7 separate regions of the Homo sapiens genome follow, and all the other regions are linked to region 1. A link is a loop called in an ENCODE intact Hi-C map of the cell type or tissue named here. Cell type or tissue: OCI-LY7. All regions are shown on one strand.

Region 1 (4,000 bases):
TGCCAGGCTGGAGTGCAGTGGTGCGATGTCAGCTCACTGCAACCTCTGCCTTCCGGGGTTCAAGCGATTCCCCTGCCTCAGCCTCCCTAGTAGCTGGGACTACAGGCATGCACCACCATGCCCAGCTAATTTATGGTATTTCAGTAGAGATGGGGTTTCACCATGTTGGCCAGGATGGTCTCGATCTTCTGACCTCGTGATTCACCGGCCTCGGCCTCCCAAAGTGCTGGGATTACACGCGTGAGCCACCGCGCCTGGCCAATTTTTGAAATTTTTTGTAGAGATGGGGTCTCACTATATTGCTCAGGCTGGTCTCGAATTCCTGGGTTCAAGCAATTCTCCCACCTCAGCCTCCTAAAATGCTGGGTGACAGGTGTTAGCCACTGCACCTGGCCAATATTAATATCTTGACAGAGCTTGGGTACAGAATTTTATGGGAGATCAGTGCTGAGAAAGTCAGTTTCTAGAAGGGTCTGGGGGCTTCATTGGAGTCCTCAGCTGCCACAGCAAACAGCACCCTTAACCTCAACTCCCACCAGTGATGCTATGGTGTGCACAAGGGGCATCCACTGGTAACGTCTGGGTCAGAAATGAATCCATCTACTCACCAGAAAAAATGTCCCTGAAGCCAAGGGTAAGTTGATATGATTATGTCATATGAAAAGAACAGTGTCTGCTTATTTGGGGCTTCCGAGAGAATGACATTCCTCATTGATTCTCATAAATACTTTGGTGCCTAGGAATTGTCTAGGTCAGAGGTTACACTCTGGTAGTTTGGGGTGGGGGTGTGAGGAGTCAAGGCAGCCTGAAGGCATATTTTGTCGGCCTCAACAGCATTTGAAATGATTTTTTTGCTCCAAATCATCATCTAAAAACAATTTTTAAAAATTAGTTGCCAACATTAAAAAAACATTTTATATGAAAATCCAGATTCCCAACTCCTCTTGAAAAATATGAATACCTAGTAACCTTCCCTGCGTCCATAAAGCAATAATGGCACGATTGTGTGGAGAGACGACTGGCTCCCTGAGACCAGGGCTCTGGTCTCTCTATTGAATTGTACTCAGCATTCTTGGGAAAAGTCTGGGAAGAAAGTAATAAAGTTTTAAAAGCAATTTGCAATATTTCAAAACCCCTGAGGGGAACCACATACCTTCCTGTGATAAGGTAGCTAAGGCCAACTACCACCTCAAGTGACTCTGCATTAAGCAAGTGCTAAGTAGAAGGGCACACTAGCTACCTCACTTCAAGTAGGGTCTGGATTAGCAGTGAACGATGCCTTTAATTAATAAAACATAGAAAGACAAAGAAAAAAAAACTGTTCATACGTATTGCTTTTTAAAACATGATGCCCATGAGGTCAAATAATTAAATAGTCCTTGCACAGGGAGTAGAGACCACAGACTCATACGGGGCCAGCTCACTTTCAATTGGCTGGAGCGAAGAAGAGTCCCAGAGGGGTGGAGGGTGGGCAGGGGTCCAATCCTGAAGCCTCTTTTCTTAGTCTAGGGTGGCACTCACTCCCATCATCTATCTGTTCCCTTGGGAGCCTGTCATCCCGGAAGCTGCCCAAGTTTCAGAATCTGCAGGCATCAGAGGCTGCAAGCCCCGTCTGGCCACATGGGGGCACCCTGGCTCCACACACTGGATTCTAAGACCCAGCAGGCACTGGCACAGGCGCTGGGGCTGGAGGGAGTGCTCCATTTCTGCAGCCTGGTGGGTCAGGGGTTGAGGCTCATGGTGCTGGGTACCACAGCACCTCCCATTCCCGATTCAGGGTCATGCTGCCTAGGGGTCGCTGACCCTACTGTTTTTAACAGAGTCTGGTAGGGACTCCTCCCGCCCCAGGGGAGGGATTAACACTAGGAAACCCGGAGATGTCCCTGGAAGGACACGGACTCAGAAGCTGGAGAGAGAACACAGGCTGCCTGACCTTGCTCCAGACAGCGCAGGGCACGGAGGGTATGCAGGCTAAACCTACGCTTTGGCTTCCCGACAGAAAGTTTAAAGACTCCTAGAAGCTCTTTTCAGAGAGAAAGAGACAGAGGCAGTAAGAGAAAGATACTAAGAGACAGAGAGACGGAGTCAGAAGGAGGGAGGGAGAGCAAGAGAACGAGAGAGAAAGAAATCAGACCTTGCCTGGTTTGCGACAAACAGAAACCCCAGCGCAGCCCAACAACGTGTAGCAGGGTGACGGGCAGACCTGGGGCTGCAGACGCTGGTTCACACCCTGGCGTGAGCTCTCTGGACTTGGACTGTTATTTTGCTTCTCTGGGCCCCACTCTTCCTTCCTGTAGAATGCAGGTAGCTATACCTGCCTCTGGGGTTCGATGTGTAGAACCAATGGGATGATATATGCAAATCACCTCTCATGGTACCTGGATCTAGGCAGGCACTCACTAGGTATTGGCATAATTCATGCTGACCAATGGCAGTAAATAAAGGATTTTTTTAAAATGTCATTGGACCATGATACTGTGTGACTTTAGTTTTCTCATGTGTGAAATGGGACCTTTGGGCCATATGACTTCCATGGCTCCTATCAATCCGAATTGTGTACTATTCTGTAATAAATGCACTCTTCACACAGCCATCTAAGCCTTCCATTAGCCGAGTGCTTTCTCCAGCTGCTGACACCCCGTCCCATGATGTGGGGGGAGCTGGAAAGGGACACTGGAGATTCACAGAAGCAGTTGTCATGGTGCTTATGCACTTGGCTCTGCAGCCAGACTGGCTGTTTCCACCCCAGTTTCCCTTTCCTAGATGAGTAACCCCGGGCCAACGGCTCCTGGTCTCGGTCCCACAGTTCCCCATTTAGAAAAGGAAGGTGATAATACTACCCACGGCAGGGACTTTGGGGGAGGAAATGAGATCCTACCTCTCAAGCACTCAGAACAGTGCCTGGCGCGCAGCAAACACTTCCATAAGCACTAGGCATCATCATCACTTAGATTTGTTTAAAAGACTGGGCAATAATCTTTCTTGGGTTATATGAAGGTTGTCTGGTCCAAAACCAGAAGAAGGAGGGTATGTTTTCTTCTATTTATTATTATTATTTTTTGAGAAGGAGTCTTGCTCTGTCACCAGGCTGGAGTGCAGTGGAGCAATCTCGGCTCACTGCAACCTCCGACTCCCTGGTTCAAGAGATTCTCCTGCCTCAGCTTCCCAAGTAGCTGGGATTACGGGCACATGCCACCAAGCCCAGCTAATTTTTTTGGTATTTTTAGTAGGGGGGGGGTTTCACCATGTTGGCCAGGATGGTCTCGAACTCCTGACCTCGTGATCCACCTGCCTCAGCCTCCCAAAGTGCTAGGATTACAGGCGAGAGCCATCGCGTGCCTGCCTGAGGAGGGTATGTTTTCATAGATGCTACAGAAAAAGCAATAGACTGGCAGACAAAAAGAGATGTTCGCTGGACCAAGCTCTGCCATCAACATTTCCTTCTGCAAACTCAGGTTTCAGTCTGTTCACTGAGAACTCTATTGCTGGGTGGCTGTGGGCAGGTCCCTTCCCCTTTCTGGGTCTCTGCTGCCCCATCTGGAAAAGAAACCTGTTGGACTAGATGATGACCCTAAGGGCCTTTTGGTCCTGGCACTGCATGGCCCTATGTGCCTTCTGGCCTGATGGCCAGGCCCCTGCAGGTCCTTACCTGAGGTACTCATAGAGCCCATACATGGGCAGGAAGTCAATGTCAGACAGGAACATGTAGGGAGTGCTGATGTGCTTCATGGCCACGTTGCGCAGCAGGTTCACGGGGTAGAACTGGCCCTCCTTGTACACGATGTGGTAGCCCACGTTGTGGCGGCTCATAAGCACCTCAGAGCCCTGTGCGTAGCGGAGGAACTGCTGGGCCTCGGCGTCTGACAGGTAGAGGGCCAGGCTGATGGGCCCCTCCCAGTGCTTGCAGATGGCCTCCAGCATCTGGAGCCTGGAAGAGACAGGGAGGGTGAGCCGCGGGACCTGGGCCATCCATGCATCATCCGCCGGGCCTGTTGTGGGG
Region 2 (4,000 bases), 260 kb after region 1:
GTTAAAGCTTATGCTTATTCTTTTAAAACTGTAATTGAATAGATTACTACTGCTGCCTTCTCTTTATTCTCAGATAAATAAGAGGACCTAGTCATCACGCGACACTCTTCACCTGACAGCAATAGAGGACACACACATAGGACAGAAGGAGGACCTAGTCATCACGTGACACTCTTCACCTCCTAGTCAAGGAGGACCTAGTCATCACGCGACACTCTTCACCTGACAGCAATAGAGGACACACACATAGGACAGAAATGAACCACCCATGGAGCACTGACATTATGATCCTCACATAACATAATGGAACAATCAATGGCTTGCAGGTGGGCAGAGTCATCAGCGAGGTACACACACGGGTGCCATTTTGTGTCCAAAGGCAAGGATAAAAATAAAAGCACCAGTGTGATGAAAGCTCTCATCTATGCACAGTCATTTATGAAGATCACTGTGGGCAGAGGCCCCAACCTAGCTGCCATGGGGAGTTTCCATGGGAGCCAAAGCACACTTATTTTCAAGAGGGTAACACTTTTAATAGAACCCTTTAAAACAGGGAACATGGCCACCTTCTCAGGATTCCAAAAAATATTGATCTCCTTTGACCTTACAAATACCATGTTGAGGAGATGTTCTTAAAAAAATTCAAATTTAAAAATTTTGTTTTAGACACCAAAGTTTTATTCCCAAAGATGTTCATCACCATGTTACCAAAGAACAGCCATCAAAATGCCCCAAAATGGAACAATTAATTCAAACATGATACTCTTGTTTTTCTGATAGCATACTATGTAATTGTTTAAAACAATGTGGATCAAGATATAATTTCTAAAAACCTGCATATGATGTTAAAGGGGAAAAAAGCAAGCTTTAAAACTGCTTTTACTTAAAAACAACTACGTGTAATCAAACCAAATGAAACACATTCACCCAAATCTATGCAAAGGAAGAAAAAAATAGCAGCAAGACATCAAACTGTGTGCGGAGCTGGCTCCTTCCGGGGGGTTCTTGGTCTCGCTGACTTCAAGAGTGAAGCTGTGGACCTTTGTGGTGAGTATCACAGCTCTTAAAGGTGGCGCAGACCCAAAGAGTGAGCAGCAGCAAGATTTACTGTGAAGAGCGAAAGAACAAAGCTTCCACAGCTTGGAAGGGAAGCCGAGAGGGATGCCGCTGCTGGCTGGGGTGGCCAGCTTTTATTCCCTTATTTCTCCCTGCCCACATCCTGCTGATTGGTCCATTTTACAGAGCACTGATTGGTCATTTTACAGAGTGCTGATTGGTCCATTTTATAAAGTGCTGATTGGTGTGTGTTTACAATCCTTTAGCTAGACACAGAGCACTGATGGTACATTTTTACAGAGTGCTAACTGATGCATTTACAATCCTTTCGCTAGACATAAAAGTTCTCCAAGTCCCCATTTGACCCAGGAAGTCCAGCTGGCTTCACCTCTCATCAATTTCAAAAAAAGCATCCCCAACTCTGTGTATGAGTCCCTGTCACCCTACACCCAGGCATCATGGAGGTGGGGAAAAAGGACAGAAGTTCAAATCTGGGCTCTAGCCCCACACAAAGCATTTGATCTCTCTAAGCCTTGGTTTCTTTACCTGTAAAATGGAGTGTGTTTCAGAGATGGAATGGGTCTCATGAGTCAGCATGGGGAACCTGTCTCATAGCTGCCCTAAATTGGCCTCCTGTGTGCCACCATCACTAGACTATGATGTTAGAAAAAAATGTGGTTACTTAGTTTTTTTTTAAGAGTAGTTGCTCATTTTTAAAAGTTGGTAAAATGGAGACGATGCCTACTTCACACAGTGGTATAAAAATTAAATTATATTAAAGGACTCAAGGGCGTGGTACACAAAATATACTCAGTAATAAGCTCCCGCCCTTCTTCCTGATCCCTCTATCTTATTCCATGTATTTAGCTATCAGTGCCTCTTTTGGTGCTTCCAGATGAAGGTAAGGGTCTGTGGGATGTATGCAGGAGAGCAAAACACCCTGGGTGGTAGATTCAGGCATGCCTGGATTTAGATTCTAGTATCATCACTTAATCGCCATGTCACCTTGGACAGGTTTGCTCAGCTTTTCTGAGTTTCTGCTATTTATAAAGGTCATGATTTCTTTTTTAAAAAATTTTTAATTTTAGATTCTGGGGGTACACACGCATTTTTGTTACATGGGTACACTGTGTAATGGTGGAGACTGGACTTCCAGTATACCTGTCACCTGAATGTTGAACACTGTATCCAGCAGGCAATTTCTCACCCCTCACACAGCTCTCACCCTCCCCTCTTTTGGAGACCCCAGTGTCTATTATTTCCAGCTTTGTATCCAGGTATGCCCGTTGTTTAGCTTCCATCTGTAAGTGAGAACATGTGATATTTGATTTTCTGCTTCTGAGTTAGTTCACTTAGGATAATGGCCTCCAGCTCCATCCATGTTGCTACACTTACTTCATCCTATCAGGCAGTGTGTGGGTGGAAACAGCACACTCTCCTGGGGAATCTAAGGAAGATTTAATAAAAGGACTATTTAATCTAAGTATATGCAGAATTAGGGGCAGTAACAAGAACCGTGCAGTTACTTGAGGAGGGGAAGAGTACTTGGGGCCATTACCACCCCAAGGCCAAAAGGGCCCAGGCCAGCAGATGCTGGAATCCAGAGAGAATTGCTGTTTGAGTAAGGCCACCTGGCTGAGGCAGTGACCTTCAGCAGAGGGACACAGCCTACCTGTGGCAACGCATAAGCCAGAACAGGAAAAAACATCTCAACCTCACTTCCCTCCTGCCCACCAGTCTCCCGGGAGGGCAGCCCTCCAGTCAACCCTAACGGAAACCAGAGCGAAAGCGAGACTAGAGATGCTTTATGCATCAGCCTCATGGAGCATAAAGTGAGGGTTACGGCAAGAGAGGACCTAGAAGGAAAAACCTCACACAACCGAGTCATACAGTTAACACAAGGGCAAATTAAATGAACAACAACAAAATCAAAGCACAATGCCCTGGCTGGGCGCAGTGGCTCACGCCTGTAATCCCAGAACTTTAGGAGGCTGAGGTGGGCGGATCCCCTGAGGTTGGGAGTTCGAGACCAGCCTGAACAACAGGGAGAAATGCCATCTCTACTAAAAATACAAAATTAGCCGGGTGTGGTGGTGCATGTCTGTAATCCCAGCTACTCGGGAGGCTGAGGCAGGAGAATCACTTGAACCTAGGAAGCGGAAGTTGCGGTGAGCAGAGATCGCACCATTGCACTCCAGCCTGGGCAACAAAAGCGAAACTCAGTCTCAAAAAAAAAAAAAAAAAAATAAGCACAATGCCTTGTATATAATAGGTACAAAACACATATCTGGAACAGATGGATGGATGGATGGATGAATGCATGGATGGATGGATGGATGGATGGATGATGGATGGCAGGCAGGCATAGGAAGGCGGGCGATTTGTCTACAATCCCACAGCCAGCAAGATGCAAAGCTCTAAGAGTCAGAATTTGCCAGGAGAAGGTTTGTGTTCTTTCCCCAAACTACATTATCCTTCCTTTAGAGTGAGCCATCACCGTTAAGATCCGAGGACTCAGTGAGGAATTCCCTCCCATGTGCTTTATAAACATCTTCCTCATGAAAGCCCTGGCCTTTGGAGCTCAGCTCAGCTTCCTCTCTCCTCTAGCAATCTGCCTGAACTGAGGCTTGGCAATCATTAGTCCATGCTGCAGAGCTGTGCTATTTAATCAGACCTTTGATTAACTTATTCATCTATTTTGGTTACCATCAAAGCAGGAGAGCTGGGTGAAGACTGAACACGAGAGTGATGGGTTAAGCTGTCTAATTAGATTGCCCTGACTCTCCGTTTTATTTTTAACACACATGTGAGGCACTCAGTTACACTGCAAAACAGGAAGACTACAGGAATAAATTAATCTCAACATGAGCCCAGTCCTGAATGTCACTCCAAGTCCCCAACTTAATACATAATCAATTAAGTCCAAGTGTTCAATTAGTTGTAA
Region 3 (4,000 bases), 810 kb after region 1:
TTAGGGTTTATGGAAGTGTGCTTTATGAAGCTCGCACAATGATGAAATCTCCTAATGATGCATTTCTCAGAGTGTATCCCCATTGTTAAGGGATGCATGACTGTTCTTAGAGGTGAGGTGGAAGTGACAGATGCCACAGGGTGGCTAGGGTGCTCTGGAGACAGCCGGAGGTGAGGAACAGGAGAGAATGGGTGGACTTCCAACGGCGTCATTCCCTAACTGTGCCTTCTGGACCTGCGTAATCTCTCTGAGCTTATTTCCACACCTGTGCAATACCTGCACACCTGAAGGACAGCGATATCCTTCAGGCAGTGGTGGGATGGAATGAGGATTTCTGAAGATGCTGCTACAGTGTGTTGTTATGCTCCATGCATGTTGGTCCTCTTTTCTTTGGCCAGGAGGAGGGGGAGTTAACTTCCTCCCATTGCAGCAGAGAAGGCTGATGATGCAGGTGGCATCTGAGCTGGATCTTGAAAGATCAACTCTTCACTGTACTGGGATATCTAAGGGTCAGCTCTGGGCTGATTGAAAAATTCTGCATCCACATGACAGTGGCTTGGACCATGGCATGTTAATTTCCTATTGCCGCTGTAATAAGTTGCCGTGAATTTAGTGGCTTAAATAGTACAAATGGATTCTCTTTCAATTCTGGGGGTCAGAAGTCTGAAATGGGTTTTGCTGAGCTAAAGTCAAGGTATTAGCAGGACTGTGTTCCTTCTGGACACTCTGGAGGACAATCCAGTCCCTTGCCCTTTCCAGCTTCTGGAAGCCACCTGAATTTCTTGGCTCCTAATCCAGCCTCAAAACCAGCAGCATGGCCTTGCAATTCTGTCTGACTCTGACCCTCCTGTCTTCCTCTTACAAGGACCCTTGTGATTGTGTTGGGCCTACCTGGATCACCCAGAGTCATCTCATCTCTGTGATGTAAGGTAGCATATTTACAGGTTCTGGGGATCAGAACGTGGACTTCTGGTCGGGTATGGGAGGGCGGTGTTATTCCTTCTACTACACATGGCGAATCTGATTTCACAGAGTTTTCACTCTATTAAATGCCTTGTGCTGACTTGGGTACTGGGAAGAGTATTTCATGCCTTCTTCAGTACTGAAGAATCTGTACTGGGTACCACTTCAATGCCACACAATACAAGTTTACTCCTCTAATTTCCTAGATGCAGGATGGGGAGAGAGAGGCATACAGCTGATGTCTCGCCACCTGCTAATCATCCCTCCCCCAATTAGCTAATCCTGGAAATCCCACACTGTAGATATTTATTTCTTTAATATAAGCCTTTGATTCTTTCAAACAAATGTGTGAGAAAAAAAAAAGGAAATGGAGGAGGGAGAAAGAGAGTAACATTATTTGTTGTTATCAGTTGTTTGAATTTCAGTATGAATTAATTTTTGATTATTTTTGTTGTTGAGAACAAATTTAATGGAGATAAGAAGAGAATAAAAGGACTTTTAGTGTTTAGTTGTGTAGAAGGAATGGAATCCATCAGACAATGTGTTAGGGGTGGGTTTGGGTGGAGGTAAGAGCTGGAGAATGTGATGCTGGAGGCTAAAGATCAAGTAGCTCTTTCAAATGTGGTCTCTACCATCCAGTCTTGGGCTCTGGCTTTTCCAGGCTGTTTTGACTGGCATTTCTCAGTAAGCTCACCTAGAATCATTAAGTTTATCCAGAGTCTGCTGTTTGAATGTGTAAGGTGCCTCTTCTCCGCTGCTATGACCGTCACCATTGGAAGCCCTCTAGTGGACAGGATCTAAACATGCACCCGTGTCTCGGGAGCCATACTCTGGTTGAAAGGGACCTGGAGGGGAGAACCCTCGGGTGTGACCCCTTCCCCTAATATGATTACCCAGGCAAAGGGACCCAAGCCACCTCTCTGCACTCCGGAGATCTCCACGATTCTGCCATCCTTTTTGGCACAACCCCAGGGTTGCATTAATGGAAACAGGACACTTATTATTGAGCTGGTTTTGCAGGGCTTGTGTAATGGAGAGCTGCAAGCTGGAAAATACATTGGATTAAGGACAGCATAGTTTTTCATCAGCACAAAAAGGAGCCATAGGTCAATATAGACTTTCTGCTTCTGTGGAGTTAGCCCTTTAGTGTTCCATGTGGGGTGAGCAGGGCATGCCTTTGGGTGACCAGCAGAAAGCGGCCTAAAAAAGAGAGGTTATCACTGATTCAGCTCCAGACTGCAAAATATGACATCAGGAAGTTGTATTAGATGGCTCAGGCTGCCATAACACAATACTAGACTGGGAGGCTTAAGCAACAGAAATTAATTTTGTCCAAGTTCTGGAGGCTGGGAGTCCAAGTTCAAGGCGTGGCAGCGTGGGTTTCTCCTGAGGCCTTTTCCCATGCCTTGCAGATGGTCACCTTCTCACTGTGTCCTCACATGGCCTTTCCTCTCTGTGCAGGCATTCCTGGTGTCTCTTTCTCTTTTCTTATAAGGACACCAGTCCTACTGAATCAGAGCCTCACTCTTACGACCTAATTTAACCCTAACTACCTCCTAAAGACCTTATTTCCAAATACAGTCACATTGGAGTTAGAAGTCCAATGTGAAAAACATCAATTCTGAGGAGGATACACAATTCAATCTAATAACATGGATGGTATTTCTTGGGGAAAATACATATAACTTGTAGGACAAATGTCTATTCGGGGGAAAAAAAAACAGCTACTGAAGACAAATTTCATTCTGGAAAAAATATCCCATGGAAACATATACTTTCCAGCAAAAAAACACTGGAAAACATATACATCGGAAATTATTTTTATTAAAAATCCCCCCTCCCAAGAAAAAAATATTCTCTAGGGAGAATTTTCGTTATGAAAATGTTCACTGTGAAAATATTTAATAGGAAAAGTATCCATTGGAAAAATCATTGCCAAAAAAGCGAGGGAGGGTGATGACATACTGGAGAAATATTCTTTCTAGGAAAAATGCCTTTCAGGAAAAATTTTACTAGGAGAAATGACGACTCAAAAAAGATGCATGAGGTGGGCGGATCGTGAGGTCAGATCGAGACCATCCTGGCTAACATGGTGAATCCTCGTTTCTACTAAAAATACAACAAAATTAGCCAGGCATGGTGGCGGGCGCCTGTAGTCCCAGCTACTCAGCAGGCTGAGGCAGGAGAATGGTGTGAACCCGGGAGGCAAAGGTTGCAGTGAGCCAAGATCGCGCCACTGCACTGCAGCCTGGGCAACAGAGCGAGACTTTGTCTCAAAAAAAAAAAAAAGAAAAAAGAAAAAAAAGATGCGCAGAGGAAAACGTCTACCAGAAAAAAAAAAAAACTTAGTATGAAAAATACCTATAGAAACATATCCTGAATGGAACAAATACCCACTGGGAAAATATGCATAGAAAAATTATGTTCATCATGAAAACAGCCTTTGACTATGTACCTGTAAAAATGAGGAAACTATCATTTATTTTGTATACACCACGTGTCATGCATTCTTCTCAGAGTTTCCCACCTATTAATTTATTTATTCCTCATGAGAGCTTTATGAGGTAGGCACTATCTATGCTCCAATTTACATATGAAGAAGCTGATGCGCAGCGGTTGGGTAACTTGCCCAAGTTTGCACATGAAGTAAAGGGCAGTCCTGACTTTGAACTCAAACAATGATTCATTCATGCAACATTTATGAAGCACCTACTGTGTGTCAAGCACTGTGTTAGGGAATGAGGTCTAACACTGGCTGAAACATAAGCCTCAGTTTTAAGAAATTAACGTGGGAGACAGATTCATAAGCAGACTATGAAACTATAGGGAAATGAGCCTTTGTACATTCGCCTTCACATTGGTAACTGAAGCAAAATGCTCCCACCAGACTGAAGTTTCTTTGTGCGTTTATGAAAGAAGCTGCTGTCCTGGGTCTGCGGCAAACCACAGCTCCCCTGGGAATAACAGCCTCTGGGAAAACATAAACACTCAGGAGAACCCTCATGAGTGCATTGGGAAACATAATCCCAGGAGAAAG
Region 4 (4,000 bases), 84 kb after region 1:
GAGGGCAGGGAGAGCCTAGCATTGTATGGAGATGGACAGTGGTGGTGGCCGCACAACAATGTGAATGGACTTCATGCCGCTCAACTGTACGTTTAAACATGGTTAACACGGTAAATTTATGTTATGTATATCTCACCACAATAATGAAAAAAAAGATTCTAGCTCTGCACTGGATACAGAGCACATTCCTTATAGACATTAGGTTCTCTCCTGTGTTTTTCCCCAGAGATATGACCACCTACCTAGGTTGAGCTGATAGGTGGAATTTGTACGATGTATACCATTTATCCGTACACACAAAAGCAGCTCCTCTGTGACTTTATTCTGGGTATGGCTTTGCCAATTTGCTTGATGATTACTGACAAGCCATATGGGCCTGTCTCAGTCTTCCTGATTTCAAGAGGGTCTTTTTGGCCCATCCACGCTGGGTCTTTAAGGTGAGCTCCAGAAGCCTGTGAGCTCATAAGAAACTAATAATAAGAGGTGGTTCCTCTTCCTTGGTATCTTTTCTTGGTTACTTTCTGCGGAAGGGACCTGGGTGAATGGAGGGTTGTTTAGGGAGGGAAACTCCCCTTGTCTATATCCTTTTGTGTTTTTTAAAACGCTAAAACAACAGCCGGGTGTGGTGGTGGTTCATGCCTGTAAACCCAGCACTTTGGGAGGGGAGGTGGGTGGATCACCTGAGGTCAGATTAGCCTGGCCAACATGGTGAAACCCCATCTCTACTAAAAATGCAAAATTAGCTGGGTGTGGTGGTGCATGCCTGTGATCCCAGTTACTTGGGAGGCTGAGGCAGGAGAATCACTCGAACCTGGGAGGTGGAGGTTGCAGTGAGCTGAGATCGTGCCACGGCACTCCAGCCTGGACGACAGCGCAGGACACCGTCTCAAAAAAAAAAAAAAAAAAAAAAAAAAAGCTAAAACAACTAAACATATTATTCAGGCAAAAAATAAATACATCAGTTAAAATCTAAAAAAGAAAAATACACTTAGGCTTAGCTGAATGGCTGAGAAGCAACTATCTACCATCAGGTCAGTTAGAGCAAGCAGAAAAAGCCCTGAGCACGGAACACAAAAAGCCGAGAGAATTTCCCTGCAGGCCACTGCAGTCAATTTGGTGGGTGGAACTGTAGCACCCAGAGGCCCCCAAATCAATCCTCTTCAGGATGCTTAGCTCAGCAGAATGGTCAGTGGGGAAGACTCAAGGCAGTTGAAAAATGATCTTAGTTGAAACCTAGCACCTGCATTTCCAAGACTCTAGGAAAGAAACTGATTTCCCCAAATCACATACAAATGTCAACTCTAAGCCTCTTTACTTATTCCAGTGGCACATATTTGGAGAAAAGATATATTCACCATTTAGTGAAAGGTGTTTGGCCAGGTGGAGTTGGAAAAAAAATAGTATCTATATGGCTATGGGAAGATTGGGTTAATACACAGAGATCTGAACTTGTAAGTCTGAAGGACAAATTAGATCTGCTGCATAGGTCCTTTGTGCTTTGTTAGGGTTTTTGCACATCACGTATCATTTCCCCTAATGCTCCCTGAGATCTCTACAAGATAGATTTTGTTATCCTTATTTTATAGGTGAGGAAACTGAGGGGCTAAATCGGACACTTGTCAATTCACTGTTCAAAAGTAGCTATGTCAGATTCAAACTCAGATCTGCGTGATTCCAAGGCCAGTGCTTCTTCCACTCAACCACATAGACTAGAGCCCCAGCAATGTCACTTTGGAGCCATGGGACTCAGGTCAAGATCTGTCTTTTGTTGACTCTCAGTTTCTATGAGTGTTAAATGAGAAAAATGCTACTTGCCCTGCACAGCTCAGAAAACTGTTGCGCACTCTTGTGGTAGGCTGGTAATGTTTAACCATCAGCTCTCTGGGGGAAAAAAACGGCCGGATTTGTAGCATTTGCCAATTGCCAAGGTGTAAACACTCCCATCATGGCTAATTTCAAGCTAGCAATATCATATCACTGAATATGGAGTTGGGGAGGAAGGTACACAGTGGAAATTGTTCGCCATAAATGTATTATCTGATTGTTTTACTCAGATAAACAATGTTGGGGGGGGTAGAAAGAAAAGAAACATTTACAAAGTTACAAACCAAGAGAATATAGTGATGTAAGTCACTGGTGACTGATTTAAGAAAATATATTCCAGTCAAAAATATGAATGAAGCCGGGCATGGTGGCTCACACCTGTGACCCCAGCACTTTGGGAGGCCAAGGTGGGTGGATCACTTGAGGTCAGGAGTTCAAGACCAGCCTGGCCAACATGGTGAAACCCCGTCTCTACTAAAAATACAAAAAAATTAGCTAGGCATTGTGGTGTGTGCTTGTAATCCCAGCTACTCAGGAGGCTGAGGCAGGAGAAGTGCTTGAATCCAGGAGGCGGAGGTTGCAGTGAGCCGAGATTGTGCCACTGTACTCCAGCCTAGGTAACTGAGCAAGACTCCATCTCAAAAAACAAAAAACAAAAAACAAAAAACAAAAAAAGGGCGGGCAGGTGTGGTGGCTCATGCCTGTAATCTCAGCACTTTGGGAGGCCAAGGTGCACAGATCATCTGAAGTCAGGAGTCCAAGACCAGCCCCGCCAACATGGCGAAACCCCACCTCTACTAAAAATACAAAAAAACTAGCCGGGTGTGGTGGTGCACGCCTGTAGTCCCAGCTACTCCTGAGGCTGAGGCACAAGAATAGCTTGAACCCAGGAGACGGAGGATGCGGTGAGCTGAGATTGCACCACTGTCCTCCAGTGGGGGTAACAGAGTGAGACTCTGTCTCAAAAAAAAAAAAAAAAAAAAGAAAGAAAGAATTTCATTAATCTTATTACAAAAATGAATTATAATTAGGTTGGATAGATGCTCCAATGTATTAAAAAATGGGGGGGGGGATGGTGGGAAACTAGAAACAATGATGAAATATATTAATGCACATTTTTGAAGCCTCTAGAGAGGTCCAGGATAAACCTATGAGTCTCTGGTGACCAAGCTGAGAACTGATGCTTTTAAATGGTGTGAGACTTGGCAGATGTGATTTGCCAGGTTGCCTGAAAAGTCGGAATGTCTAAAACAGATGACTAAATGCAGAGATGCAGGATCATCCTCCCTGTTAGCCAGTCTTTTCTTTTGCGTGACTTTAATTTTTAAAATTATGAACTATTTCAAAACAATAGAAAAGCACACAAACTAATATAATGAATACCCACCACCTAGATATAATGGTTGTTATAATACCTTGCCACATTTACTGTTAAAAAATTAAAGCATTACAGATAAATCTAAAGTTCATCTCATTCTACCTCCTCTCTTCCTCAAAGGCAGCCAGTATTCCCAGGGGTCTGTGTTTTATTCCTAGGCTTGTTTTTATATTTTTATCCTCTATGCACATAATAACACATGGTATTTTTAGTGTGTTTTGGATTGCGTATTTCCTATTCTAACTTGCCTTTTCACCCACTGTTATGTCTTTAAGATTTAACTATGTTAGTATTTCCTATCTAGTTTAGTCACTGTAATCACATCATCCATTTTATACCTATACCATAATTTATTTATCCATTCCTCTCCTGAAGGACATTTTGGTTGTTTACTATGTTTTTGCCATTATGAACAATGCTGCAATAAATATCCTAATCTTGATTCATGTCTCGAGAGCTTAGCTAGGGTGCAGCTTCCAAAGTTGGACCGGGATTGCCGTGTTGAAGGCGCTCCTTGTCTTGAAACATCTTCAACTACTCCATCTTCCATTTCTCTTACAGTCAGCCATTACTGAGTCCACAGATTCTAAATTTAAAACACCTTTTACATTTCTTTTATTCATTCATTCAACAGTTATTTACTGAGTAGCTACTATGTGTGAATTCACAGAAATAGACTTGTACTTATTTTGCTTCACTACTTTCACCAATCTCATGGGCTTTTTAAATTTTTTTATTTTTTTAGACAGAGTCTTGCTCTGCTGCCCAGGCTGGAGTGCAATGGCACGATCTCGGCTC
Region 5 (4,000 bases), 280 kb after region 1:
AAAACACACTTCTCTGTTGTCAAGTTCATCTGGATATTTGGGGAGCAATTTCTCTCGCTCTCACAACCATACCTTCTTCCACTCTTACCTCCGCCTTCCCATGGAGCCATCTAAAAAGGGCAGCCACATAGGCTGCAATTAAAGAAGCCCCACACTGCTCTACATTAATGAGGCACTTTGCTTTTCATTTTCAGAGGGCTCTTTAGCACTTTGTAGGTGACACCCTTGCCTGTGACAATCTCTGTTACTAGCTGCGGAGATACACCTTGCAGGTGAGTTTAAACACACGGACAGCAACTTACAAGCAGGCAAAGACAGTTGAGGAGGATGATCCAGAGTTGTCCCTTTATTAATTTCTGATTGGTTTAAAAACTGTTTTCTTTCACCACACATAGAAGGCAAAAGTCTCTTGGTGTAGTAAAAGGAAAACCTTGTCAATGGCAGTCCAAATGTCTTCTGGCTGACAGCCAAAATGAATCTCTTCACTGGTCACCCTGAAAAGATGATGGCTTCACTCAGCTCTTGTAATACATCTAACAAACATTAACCAAAGGTCTTATTGCAATTTTGAATACTTTTAACCTTGACCTTCAAGCCCTGCTTCAGAAGATTTAGACCGTGGTAATATTGACATTCACCTCCCCCCGCCAACAACAGGCCTTTACTGTTTAATATGATGGTTGTCAAGGCAACCAGATTGTGAGGATGGCTGTCTAACCTTTCTAGATTTAGAATTTATCATACATGAGAATGCAGAAGGGAAAAATGTCACCCTTAAAAAGTAGTATAGAAGACGGTACAAGGTACAAGGTAATTCCATTGTGCCTTTACTTCCACTTGGGGATTTGGCTACTGATCAAAGGAATTCCTAATGCTCTAAATCCCCTTTAAAAAAATCACCTAATTCCGAAAGTGAGTCATTTATCTAAACACTCATTGTGTGTGCCAAATTCTGTACTAGATACTAAGGAAAGAGGAGTAAATGAAAAATGTTCCTCTTTCTTAGAAGATCACCATTAAATGGGAGAAAATATTATTATGTTTATAATAACAATCGCATTTGTTGAATGCTTACTATGTAACAGACAGTATACTAAAGCAATTTACAAGTATCTTTTAATTCACCCAATAACCTTTATTACTGTGTGTGATGTAGACATCAAGGAAATCACCCAATTATAATGAATTATAGGAGCTGGGATTAAAAATCAGATTTGCCTCTTTCCAAAAACCTTAATCGTTTTTGGAAATGGATTCAAATATGATACTCACATGATTATTACACAGTGAAATCTGTATATAAATTCTTACCAACATTCTTAGAACATAGCAAAATTAATTGTACTCAGAAATGGGAAGTAAAATCAGGAAAGACAAAGGTGACTACTAGATTGAGCTCATACTGTTAGCAGAAACAAACATTCCAATGCAGTTATAATAGAGTCATACACCTTCTCAGAACAAATGTTTCTCCAATCTCTAAAGGACTGCAAGTGGCCAGTAACGCTCTACTGAGAAAGCTGTTAACACCAAAATACAAAGCAGGAAGGGAAGCTTGGAAACATATGTCCAGACCCAGGAAGATTGTTACAATGGATTTTTAACTTCTGTACTTTAGAGTGTGTGATATGGTTTGGCTGTGTCCCCACCCAAATCTCATCTTGAATTCCCAGGTGTTGTGGGAGGGACCTGGTGGGAGGTAATTGAATCATGGGGGCAAGTCTTTCCCGTGCTGTTCTTGTGACAGTGAGTAAGTCTCATGAGATCTGATGGTTTTAAAAAGAGGAGTTCCCCTGCACAAGCTCTCTCTTTGCCTGCTGCCATCCATGTAAGATGGGACTTGCTCCTCCTTGCCTTCCACCATGATTGTGAGGCATCCCCAGCCACGCGGAATTTTAAGTCCAGTTAAATCTCTTTCTTTTGTAAATTGTCCAGTCTTGGGTATATCTTTATCAGCACCATGAAAACGGACTAATACAGTGTGCCAGGGAAAGTCTCAGCCTTCTAAAACTAACGGTTAGCATTTGTACATTACGGAGGGTCCTGAGCAGGAGCCAAGTGGAGCCTGGATGTCCTCCTTCAGGACACTGATAAAGACCTGCTGCAGCCCCAGCCCAGGGCTGGCCACACTTTGGAATTACATGGGCGCACTACTGGGCCTACCCCAGAAAAACTAAACTATGACATCTAGTGGTAGGGCCTGGCATTGCTGCTTGTTTGGGTTTGGAACACAAGCCATGCTAAAGTGTCATCCAGAGTGGCCCCTAGCATTGTTTTGGTGGTGTTGTTTTGTGTTACCAACAGTACCAAGTGATTCTTAGGTGCAATCAAGCCTGAGGTACACAACAATTGGGAAGTGAGCCAATCAATTAATTCTAACTGCGGAAGATCAAGACCCAACTTAATAGCACAGCTCTGTAACTTTATTTTCTGTTTGCACAGAATTGCTGAGTTCCTACATAGTATACATATTTTTTAATCCCCTGGGAATATTTAAGCGTCCTTGATCTGGAAGCAACATGGAATGATGGCACGAGCACTGTCTTCAATACAAGCTGGAGTGTGGCAATTCCCTTCTCTGAATTTCAGGTTTTGCATCTGTAAAGCAGACACAAGGCGGCCGGGCGCAGTGGCTCACGCCTGTAATTCCAACACTTTGGGAGGCCAAGGGGGGCAGATCACCTGAGCTCGGGAGTTTGAGACCACCCTGACCAACACGGAGAAATCCCATCTCTACTACAAATACAAAATTAGCCAGGCATGGTGGTGCATGCCTGTAATCCCAGTTACTTGGGAGGCTGAGGCAGGAGAATCGCTTGAACCCAGGTGGCGGAGGTTGCGGTGAGTCGAGATCGCACCACTGCACTCCAGCCTAGGCAACAAGAATGAAACTGTCACAAAAAAAGAAAAAAAAAAAAGCAGACACAAGGCCACCTATTGCTCTGTCAGCCTGAAAATGGGATGATGTACAGGAAAATACCCAGCAGAGGACCTTACAGAATCGAGCTGCTGGTTCATTCTGAATCAAGAAGGAAGAAATATTTCATTATGTGACAGGTGGAATAAAGGCCTGATCACAGTGAGTGAGCTCGAGACGCTAGTCCTTTACCACATGGCATCAGTTGTGATTTTCTCTCCTTTATAACGGCTGGTTTTGGAGGGTGGGACTTATGTATATATACAATGTAAGGGCAACACACACACTCTGGGACACAATGTACAATAAGTAATAGCAGCACATTAATAATAACAGGGGATGAGAAAGGGGAGTTTCAGCAGTGCTATTATGCCTCTGAATAAGATGTTGATCATTGCTTGCTATTTTCTCTTCAAACATGTTATTTAGCCAGTAGTGAGCAGATTTAAAACCCACTGGGGTTCTTGAATTCAGCCTGGCTGAGTGGTTAAATCCAATGAAAATATTCTAGTTAGATGAGTTTTTAGCCAAGGGAGTTGAGTATACAAAAGCATACATAACCGGTCAGTTTGTAAGACGTCCATCTTTCAAAAATGATAATAGGAATGATGATGATGATGACAAAAGTAATAAGAATGCATGTGCAGCATTTTCTCATTTTCAATGAAATTTTCCATCTATTATTTCATTGGATGCTTGAAATAAGTTTGTGAATTAAGCAAGTAAGGGATTCATACCTCTATTTTACACATAGGAAACTAAGACTTAGAAACATCATTGTCTCAAATTGCACTGCTAGTAAGTGGGAGAGTTAAAATTTGCCCCTTCTGACCTTCAGGAAAATCACTGTCATAATGTGGAGGGCCTTCTAACACCAGTACCTAATGCTGGAACTTTATCATGGGAAACAGATGGAATTAAGAGACTGTGAAGCATCACGTACTGTTCTCAGCAAGAAAATTCACATTTTGATACCTTTGTGCACCTTTTCCTAAAATCAGCTTGGTGAAATGGTACAACCAGGGATGAAAACTTGAAATGTTTCCAAGTTTCCTATCCAAAGTAACTTTGTTTAGAAATAAA
Region 6 (4,000 bases), 280 kb before region 1:
TGCTCTGCAGAAGCTTTTTAGTTTGATGCAATTCCATTTGTTTATTTTTGCTTTTGCTGCCTGTGCTTTTGGAGACACTTGGACAATGTCCAAGAAATAATTGCCCAGACCAATGTCATGGAATTTTCCCCCTTTGTTTTCTTTTAGTAGTTTTATAGTTTCAGGTCTTATATTTAAGTCTTTAATCTATTTTGAGGTGTTTTTTTGTATGATGTGAGATAAGGGTCCAACTTCACTCCTCTGCCTACGGATATCCAATTTTCCCAACATCACTTATGAAGAGACTGTCTTGTCTCCATTGTGTGTTCTTGTCACCTTTGTCAAATTTCAATTGATTGTAAGTGTGTGGGTTTATTTCTGGGATCTCTTTGCTGTTCTATCGGTCATTGTGTATTTGTCAGTACCATGTTTTGATTACTATAGCTTTGTAATAGATTTCAAGTGCCTCTAGCTTTCTTCTTTTGTCTCAAAATTGCTTTGACTATTCAGATTCTTTTGTGGTTCTATACAAATTTTAGGATTTTTTTATTTCCATGAAAAATAACATTGGAATGTTGATAGGGATTGCATTGAATCTGCAGATCATTTTGGTTAGTACGGACATATCATTCTTCCAATCCGTGAACACGGGATACCTTTCCATTTATTTGTGTCACTTACAATTTCTTTCACCAATGTTTTATAGTTTCCAGTAAGAAGGTCTTTCACCTCCTTGGTTAAATTTACTCCTAAGCATTTCATTTTTTGGTGCTATTGTGAATGAAATTGATTTCTTAAGTTCCTTAGCAGTTAGTTTGTTGTTAGTATAAAAAAATGCTACTGATTTTTGCGTGTTGATTTCGTACCCTGCAACTTCACTGAATTTGTTTATCGGTTCTAACAGGTTTTTTTTTTTTTGTAGAATCTTTAGGATTTTCTATATTTAAGATCATGTCATCAGCAAACAGAGACAATTTCACTTCTTTCAGGAGTGATCTTTAGGCTGAAACATAAAGGATGGGGAGAGAGAAGTGTATAAGCAAAGGCACTAAGGTAGGAAAAAGCAAGGCACATTTGAAGAACAGAGGGATGGCCAGCTCCATCAGGAAGTTAGAACAAGATTCTTGTAAGAGAATGTTTAGAAAAGCAGAGAGGGGTCAGATCATGAAGGGCCATGTTGAAATCAATTTTGATTTGAAGCCAATTGTGAAAGTAAGCCATTGGAGGGTTAGAGACAAGAGGGATATCTGGTCTACCTGGCCACTGTGTAGAAATAGACCTAGAGGATGTGTCTATGAAAGGAGCCAGACAGGTTAGAAGGCCGTTGTAGTCATTTTGGTCCACAGATGTGAAAGTGGGGAGCTGGATTATGTAATTTTCAAGGTCTTTTCCTCTTGAATCATTAGGACAGGACACAGGATATCGCTCCAATGCCAAACTTAATCTGATGGCAAGACAAGGTGCGGATGAGAGGGATTCTGGTGAAAGCCTAGGAAAAGACAGGAAGGCAGGGAAGACGGGCTGGGATAGAACCCAGTAGGCCCCGTGGGTACCCAGCCCCATGCTGCCCTAGCACTAACCACTAGAGGGCAGGAGTGACCAGACCAGACAGAAAAAGAGACTTTATAAGGCAAGTTTGCAAGCTTACTTCTTGGAGGCTGTGGCATGAAGAAAAACTTCACTGGGAAAGGTTAAATAAAGGATGAAAGACTTTCCATACTTGATGGTGAAGCCAGAACCAGAAGTAAGGTGAAAATCATAAGGATACGTTTTGCATCAAAGCAGGAGGAATGAGAGCTGCCCCACAGCGGCAACAGCTACTTTGAGAAGAGATGAGCCACTGATCAGCCTGGACAGGAGAGTGGACATGTCTGCTTGGGTGACTCATTGACACCCCAAACTTCTTTCCTTGCTCACCCTCAGATGAGTTTATGCACCTGGGTTCCCCACTTCCGGAACCCTGTGACCCATCCACTCACTGAGACCTGAACCTAAGTCTCACACTTTGCTCCTCCTTAACCCTGGTGAGTTTCAGCCACTCAATCTCCAAGTCCTGTCAACTCTGTCTCCACTAACATCTTCAGCATCATCCCCTCCTCTCCATCATTCCTACCATAGACTTGGTTCACGTGCTGCTAAAGCTCTCTCCCCTTGCCTATTACAACAGGCTCCTAATCAGCTCCCTCCCTCTAAGCTCAGTCATTCAGTCAACTTTCCACAGAGCAGAGAGAGCTTTCCAAACTACAACCCTAACCAGAGGAAGCCCCCTCGTGACTTTCCACATATCCCTAGGATAAAGGACACACTGTAACCCAGAAATACCTTAATCATTGCCATCTTCTTCAAGGTTTTCCTTGCTACTTTGGCCATGCAGGATGAAACTCTTCTAATGAGTCATGCTCTTCCAAAAGTCCATATCCTTTGTATATACTTTTCCCTCTGCCCGGAATACTGCATCTTATTCCCCTTTTCCTTCACTGCCTGGATACCTAGAGAGGCCATGAAACCTGTAACTGGGAGCACAGGTTTCAAAGGCAGACAGACTCTGGTTCCAATCCCAGCTCTGCCACTTACTCATGTAATATCTATGAGAGTTGGGGTGGCTTATTCAACCTCCGTGCCTCAGTTTCCTCATCTGTAAAACAGGAATAAAAAATAACGGCTACTTTACAAATTGATATGAACACTGAATGAGATAACTGATGTGACACAGTGCAAGGCCTGACATGTCAGGCACTACATGTACTAGCTCCTGCTGTTATTTATTTATTACAGTTGATTTTCTTGTTGTTGTTTGTTTTTGGTTTTGCTTTTGTTTTTGAGACTGGGTCTAGGCTGGAGTGCAGTGGCGCGATCTTGGCTCACTGCATCCTCCCGCCTCAGCCCCACAAGTAGCTGGGACTACAGGCACGTGCCACCACCCCCAGCTAATGTTTGTATTTTTTGTAGAGGAGGGGTTTCACCATGTTTCTCAGGCTGGTCTTCAACTCCTGAGTTCAAGTGCTTGGATTGTAGGCATGAGCCACCACGCCCAGCCCCATTGCTTATTCTTAGCAATCCACATGAAGCTACTGGGAAGATCAAATGAAAGAATGCACAGACGTGCTTTTGAAATAATGAATGATTATACAAATAATAGTAATGAAACATCGTTTTTAGTAGTGGTATCTTTACAATATCATCAGGATGCAGAATTGTTATTCCTGACTTCAACCATCCCTGAGAGTCATTAATGCTTAGAGACTCTGAACACAGAGGCCCCACAGTCACATAGAGGCCCCAAAGCATTTAACCAAACACCTTCAGATTTAATTCCTCCAGAGGAGAAGTATTCAGTTGAATAGTTAACCATGGAAACGTGTTTGTTCACATAGACCCAATCCTAGGAAAATGGAGAAAGTGGTGAGGTTTATTTCTGGATCCTGTACCTCTTTCAAAACCCATCTTCCTCACTTCTTCTTCTTCTCAATACCTCACCCCTAAGATCAGATCTCTTGGCAGGACCTTGTCATTGGAGCCTCTAATTCAGAGAAGCCTCAGGACATAGGAGATGGGGTATTTAAGAATAAGAGAGGGTGTCTGAAGAGGAGGACAGGCCAGATGCCCAGCCCAGAGTACCAGCACCTCAATACAATCACGCTATTAAAATGATTCTTCCAATGGTATAAGGTATAAGGCCTGAAAGCAATCTTTTTGCTCAGTCTTTAAGATTCACTGAGGTGACTCTATTGATGATACTTTGGGCACCATGACAAGCAAAAGGGGAGAAATTTCTTTTGCAAGATTGGGTCATACAAAAGGCCAACCTATACCACTTTGAAAACAAATCCTATATAAAAGGGACTCTTCAAGTGCAAGCCCCCTCCCAAACCCAGGCTAAGGACTACAATGGCCTCAGCACTCTGGTGCTGGACACAGGTAGACAGAGGCAGTAAGCTTGAAGGTTAAGTTCATGGATCCTGGGACCAGGTTGCTTGGGTTCCAATCCCAATTTTGCTATCTACCACCTACAAAGCCTCGA
Region 7 (4,000 bases), 450 kb after region 1:
ACCGAGCCCACTGAGCCTGGGTGGAAGTTCCGACCTAGTACATTTCCTAGGATCTGTGAGGCATTATTCACACATAGGGAGAGGACCAACTCTACCTGATCCCTGTGGAGAACTAACCAGGAGGGAGCGACCTTACATAGAAAAAAAAGAGATCTAGAATCATACCCATTTAAGAAATGAAAGAAACCTTAGAGAGATCACACAAGGCATGCCTGCCTGGGTTCAATCTCAGCTTTACCTATTTTCAAACTTCTCTGTGCCTCTGTTCCCCCATCTGCACAATAAGAATATCAGCACGAAAATTAGTCGGGTATGGTGGCATGCGCCTGTAGTCCCAGCTACTCGGGAGGCTGAGGTAGGAGAATGGCGTGAACCCGGGAGGCAGAGCTTGCAGTGAGCAGAGATCACACCACTGCACTGCAGCCTGGGCGACAGAGCAAGACTCCGTCTCAAAACAAAATAAGAATATTAGCACCTACTTCATAGGACAGTTCTGAGGAAGAAACTAGTTACTACAAGTCAAGGACTTGGTGCCTGATGTACAATAAATGCTCCATAAATAGTAACTAATATTATTTTTATTTCTGGCACTTCAAGATTCATTGAGCATCTACTCTATTTCAGGTATTTTGCCAAAGACTAAGGATTCGGAGATGACTACGGAAAGGTGAGTCCTCACTATCTGGAGTGTGTGAAATCCAAACAAATAATAATAACAATGACTTGGCCAGCGGAATGAATGAATAACCTTGGTGATCCACCCAATGGCACTGGCACTTTGTGCTGGGCACTTTTGTAGGCAATGTTATTAGAGTCCACAGGAAAGTTCTAAAAAGGAAGTATGCTATATAAATGAAGTGCAATTCAACATAATAAATGATTAACAGAAGTACAAACAATATATTTGCCAGGCACTTGGTGTGAAAACTAAGATTTAAGTCAGAGGAGATAAAATAGGGAGTGAGGCTGTTGTGCAAGACAAACAGTAGGCACTCCATCAGCGATGTTGTTACCATGCTGGTTATTATTAAATCCAAGTCCTGGAGCCCAGGAGAGGAGGAGGGGGCGCTGAGACCAGGAACCCAGAGGCTGCACTTAATCCAGGTCAAACTTCTCAAGTGGGCCAGAAGAGAGGCACTTGTTCAAAATACAGACACCTGGGCACCTCCCCTGAGGAACCCCATTTAGTAGATCTAGGGCAGGATTCTGGGCTGTCTTGTTCATTAAGTGCCCCGGGGTGGACTGGAAGTCTATATATTAAACAAATGCCCCAGGTGATTCTTATCATCTAGCAAATGCTGGAACCAGAGATCTAGGTGACCTCCTTATAGGCAAGAAGAGGAAATACTCTCTCAGGTTCCTCTGAACTTTGATTAGCAGCTAAAGGCAAGTCCAGATTGAAAGGACTAAGCTTCCCGAGGAGAGGAGAGCAAGGAATGAGAAGCCAGAGGCCAAGGTGCCAAGATCCACTTTGCAGGCCTGTGTGACAGGTCCCTGCCTACCCTTCCTGACCTCATCCACCATGTTGCTTCTCCTCCTGACCTCATCCACCATGTTGCTTCTCCTCTCTTCTCTTTCTCTCCAGCCACCCAGACTCCTCCTTGGCATCCTACAAAAGCACCAAGCACTCTCCATCTCTTGCTCTTCTCCCTGCCTGAAACTCTTTTCCTTCCCCTCACCACCTGGCTCTGCTTAATGTCACCAGTAAGAGAGGCCTGCCCAGATCACCCTATTAACACAGCATTTCCCTTTCCCCACTCCTCACCAAGCCCATTGCCCTGGCACTATCATCTCACTTTGCTTTATTTTTCTTTGTTGCACTTATCAACACTCAGCAGAGCATGATGTTGTTCGATCATCATCTCTCTCCATCCACTAGGAAAACTAAGCTCCATGAGAAGAGGGGACTTGCCCATGTGGCTCAGGGCTCTATGCCCAGTGCCCTAGACAGTGCCTGACTGTGTGTGCGGAATGAATGAATAACCTTGGTGATCCACCCAATGGCACTGGCGCTCAGTGACCTCATCTGAAATGGTAAACCCTTCTTCCCTAATTAGGTTATGGGGGGATTATTTCACTGTATCAAGAAAGCTCATGTCCAAGAGGGCCAAGCAAATGAATCATAATTGTTATCAACAGGTGCAATGGAGAGGGTTCCCAGCTGGGACACCACCTCAAGCATCCATCACTGGCTGTGTGCCAGAAATGGGGCACTGTGTGCCCTCTGCTGGAGCAAAAAAAAAAAAAAAAAAAAAAAAAAAAGCCAACTATCCATTATCTAAGGCTCCACCCCAGAAAGAAGGAATCTTGGCATGGCCAGGGTTCTTCCTATCAATGCAGGTTTGTTTTTTTTTTTTTTTTAGACAGAGTCTCAGTCTGTCGCCAGGCTGAGGTGCAGTGGCATGATCTCGGCTCACTGCAATCTCCACCTCCCGGGTTCAAGCGATTCCCCTGCCTCAGCCTCCCGAGTAGCTGGGATTACAGGTGCCCGCCATCACGCCTGCCTAATTTTTTGTATTTTAGTAGAGACGGGGTTTCACCATGTTGGCCAGGATGGTCTCAATCTCCAGACCTCGTGATGCACCCATCTCCACTTCCACCTCCCATCCCGTAGCTTTAAATATTCAACTCTGTTGACTCCTTGAGCGACCTGTTGCTTCCAGAAGTACAGTCAACATATCCAAAGCAGCTGCTGAGACAAAATGACTCTGCAAACCTAATTCATGCTAGGCACCATGGACTCGTTTTCATCTTGCAAAAACCCTCAACAGCACCCCCAATTTACGCAGAGTCAATTTGCGGTAAGAGAGGTTAAGTGACTCAATGTGGACACACAGCATTTAAAAGGAGGACTGGGACTTAGACAGCCCCATCCAACATATCTGTTAGGAAAGTGATTAAACTCTGCATCAGAGGATGGCCCTTTCCTCTTTGTTCTTTAAAGTTCTCACTACAGGTCATTTTGATGAAATAATTTAATTTTCTCCAAACATGGCCAATGCATTCACAAGGAAGTGCCAGTGCATTTATGACCACAGCTGCAGTATGTTAGGAAGTCTCTCCCTGCCCCTTTCTAATGCCTGAAGAAGGCTGCTGAGGCTGTGAGCTTCGTTATATCACAGTTCTCTAGGTTTCAGTTCCTCAGTTGTAAAACAAGGGTCTCTCTGGACCAGGTGGGTGACGTTTTTGCATCCCTCCCAGGAGACTTTCCAGGATTCTAGAAAAATATGAGAATGAAAGGAAAAACAAAGATTTGTTAAATGACCACTGTCGGATGTAACAGGTCATTTAGTCTTTATAACAGCGGTGTAAGCTACAGGTTGTGCTCTCCTCTTTTTTTTGAGATGGAGTTTCGCTCTTGTTGCCCAGGCTGGAGTGCAATGGCACAATCTCGGCTCACCGCAACCTCCGCCTCCTGGGTTCAAGCGATTCTCCTGTCTCACCCTCCAGAGTAGCTGGGATTACAGGCATGTGCCACCACGCCTGGATAATTTTGTATTTTCAGTAGAGATGGGGTTTCTCCATGTTGGTCAGGCTGGTCTCGAACTCCCGACCTCAGGTACCCGCCCTCCTCAGCCTCCCAAAGTGCTAGGATTACAGCTGTGAGCCACAGCGCCCAGCCCTGTGCTCTCCTTTTTATGGAGAAGAAACTGACCTGCAATGATGTTGAGTAACTTGTCTATTTCACTCTGTGATTTAAATGATGTCTACTAAAATTCAAACTCCCATCCACTTGTCCTTGGGGGCTATGTTCCCCCAACCATCAACATTTGCCCTATAAAAAGTCCTTCTGTAATTTTCAAAAGTTTTATCTGTTTAGGCTGTAAGCCAGCCTAGATGACTCCTGATGTCCGTTCCTTCTCTTGATTATATGAGTCTATGACAGAAACAAAATGCAAACTGCATTAAAGGATTAACTGAATTTTTTCGTTATACTGGCTTATAAGAATCCTGCTAGCCACAGAAGTTCGCATGTCTTCTCTGTTGTCCAAGATACCCC

What was found. Hi-C counts contacts between places; a loop is a spot of excess contacts. Peaks named below come from ENCODE experiments on the same cell type or tissue, not always from the same donor. Only the 100,000 strongest peaks of a DNase experiment are listed, where the experiment ranks them.
Region 2: it touches region 1 in a loop (7-fold over the local background); 64 of 110 quality-filtered maps call a loop at or near these places.
Region 3: a loop joins it to region 1, with 26 times the contacts of the local background. A loop is called at or near these places in 64 of 110 quality-filtered maps.
Region 4: it touches region 1 in a loop (3-fold over the local background); 3 of 110 quality-filtered maps call a loop at or near these places.
Region 5: it touches region 1 in a loop (11-fold over the local background); 80 of 110 quality-filtered maps call a loop at or near these places.
Region 6: a loop joins it to region 1, with 9 times the contacts of the local background. A loop is called at or near these places in 2 of 110 quality-filtered maps.
Region 7: a loop joins it to region 1, with 11 times the contacts of the local background. A loop is called at or near these places in 2 of 110 quality-filtered maps.

What each region holds. Positions count from the first base shown.
Region 1 is chr22:33,300,580-33,304,579 of GRCh38, forward strand. It overlaps LARGE1 (LARGE xylosyl- and glucuronyltransferase 1), which reads right to left. Exons shown (of 15, transcript NM_133642.5): 12 at 3,650-3,928. Among named protein-coding and RNA genes, the nearest start is that of MIR4764, 130 kb to the right of the region's middle. In OCI-LY7, CTCF peaks have their summits at 1,616 (motif pointing right) and 1,834; DNase peaks (open chromatin) are centred at 1,232, 1,632 and 3,462; H3K4me3 peaks cover 1,545 bases; H3K27ac peaks cover 1,614 bases.
Region 2 is chr22:33,565,484-33,569,483 of GRCh38, forward strand. All of the region lies in intron 5 of LARGE1 (LARGE xylosyl- and glucuronyltransferase 1), which reads right to left. Among named protein-coding and RNA genes, the nearest start is that of MIR4764, 130 kb to the left of the region's middle. RefSeq lists an enhancer at 477-546. In OCI-LY7, a CTCF peak has its summit at 2,477; DNase peaks (open chromatin) are centred at 2,808, 3,218 and 3,778; H3K4me3 peaks cover 2,132 bases; H3K27ac peaks cover 2,669 bases.
Region 3 is chr22:34,109,672-34,113,671 of GRCh38, forward strand. All of the region lies in intron 2 of LINC01643 (long intergenic non-protein coding RNA 1643), which reads left to right. Among named protein-coding and RNA genes, the nearest start is that of LINC01643, 94 kb to the left of the region's middle. In OCI-LY7, CTCF peaks have their summits at 1,744 (motif pointing left) and 1,945; a DNase peak (open chromatin) is centred at 1,730.
Region 4 is chr22:33,384,640-33,388,639 of GRCh38, forward strand. All of the region lies in intron 7 of LARGE1 (LARGE xylosyl- and glucuronyltransferase 1), which reads right to left. Among named protein-coding and RNA genes, the nearest start is that of MIR4764, 50 kb to the right of the region's middle. In OCI-LY7, a CTCF peak has its summit at 1,855; no DNase peak of the experiment used is centred here.
Region 5 is chr22:33,577,471-33,581,470 of GRCh38, forward strand. All of the region lies in intron 5 of LARGE1 (LARGE xylosyl- and glucuronyltransferase 1), which reads right to left. The region is part of intron 1 of LOC105373007 (a long non-coding RNA gene); the gene reads left to right. Among named protein-coding and RNA genes, the nearest start is that of SNORA50B, 130 kb to the right of the region's middle. RefSeq lists a silencer at 2,192-2,261. In OCI-LY7, CTCF peaks have their summits at 2,193 (motif pointing left) and 2,401; DNase peaks (open chromatin) are centred at 461 and 2,181; H3K4me3 peaks cover 456 bases.
Region 6 is chr22:33,016,877-33,020,876 of GRCh38, forward strand. The region is part of intron 1 of SYN3 (synapsin III); the gene reads right to left. Among named protein-coding and RNA genes, the nearest start is that of SYN3, 40 kb to the right of the region's middle. In OCI-LY7, CTCF peaks have their summits at 1,555 (motif pointing right) and 1,764; a DNase peak (open chromatin) is centred at 1,585.
Region 7 is chr22:33,745,791-33,749,790 of GRCh38, forward strand. All of the region lies in intron 2 of LARGE1 (LARGE xylosyl- and glucuronyltransferase 1), which reads right to left. It overlaps LARGE-AS1 (LARGE antisense RNA 1), which reads left to right. Exons shown (of 7, transcript NR_038950.1): 6 at 625-667. Among named protein-coding and RNA genes, the nearest start is that of LARGE-AS1, 23 kb to the left of the region's middle. In OCI-LY7, a CTCF peak has its summit at 2,235 (motif pointing left); DNase peaks (open chromatin) are centred at 2,181 and 3,131.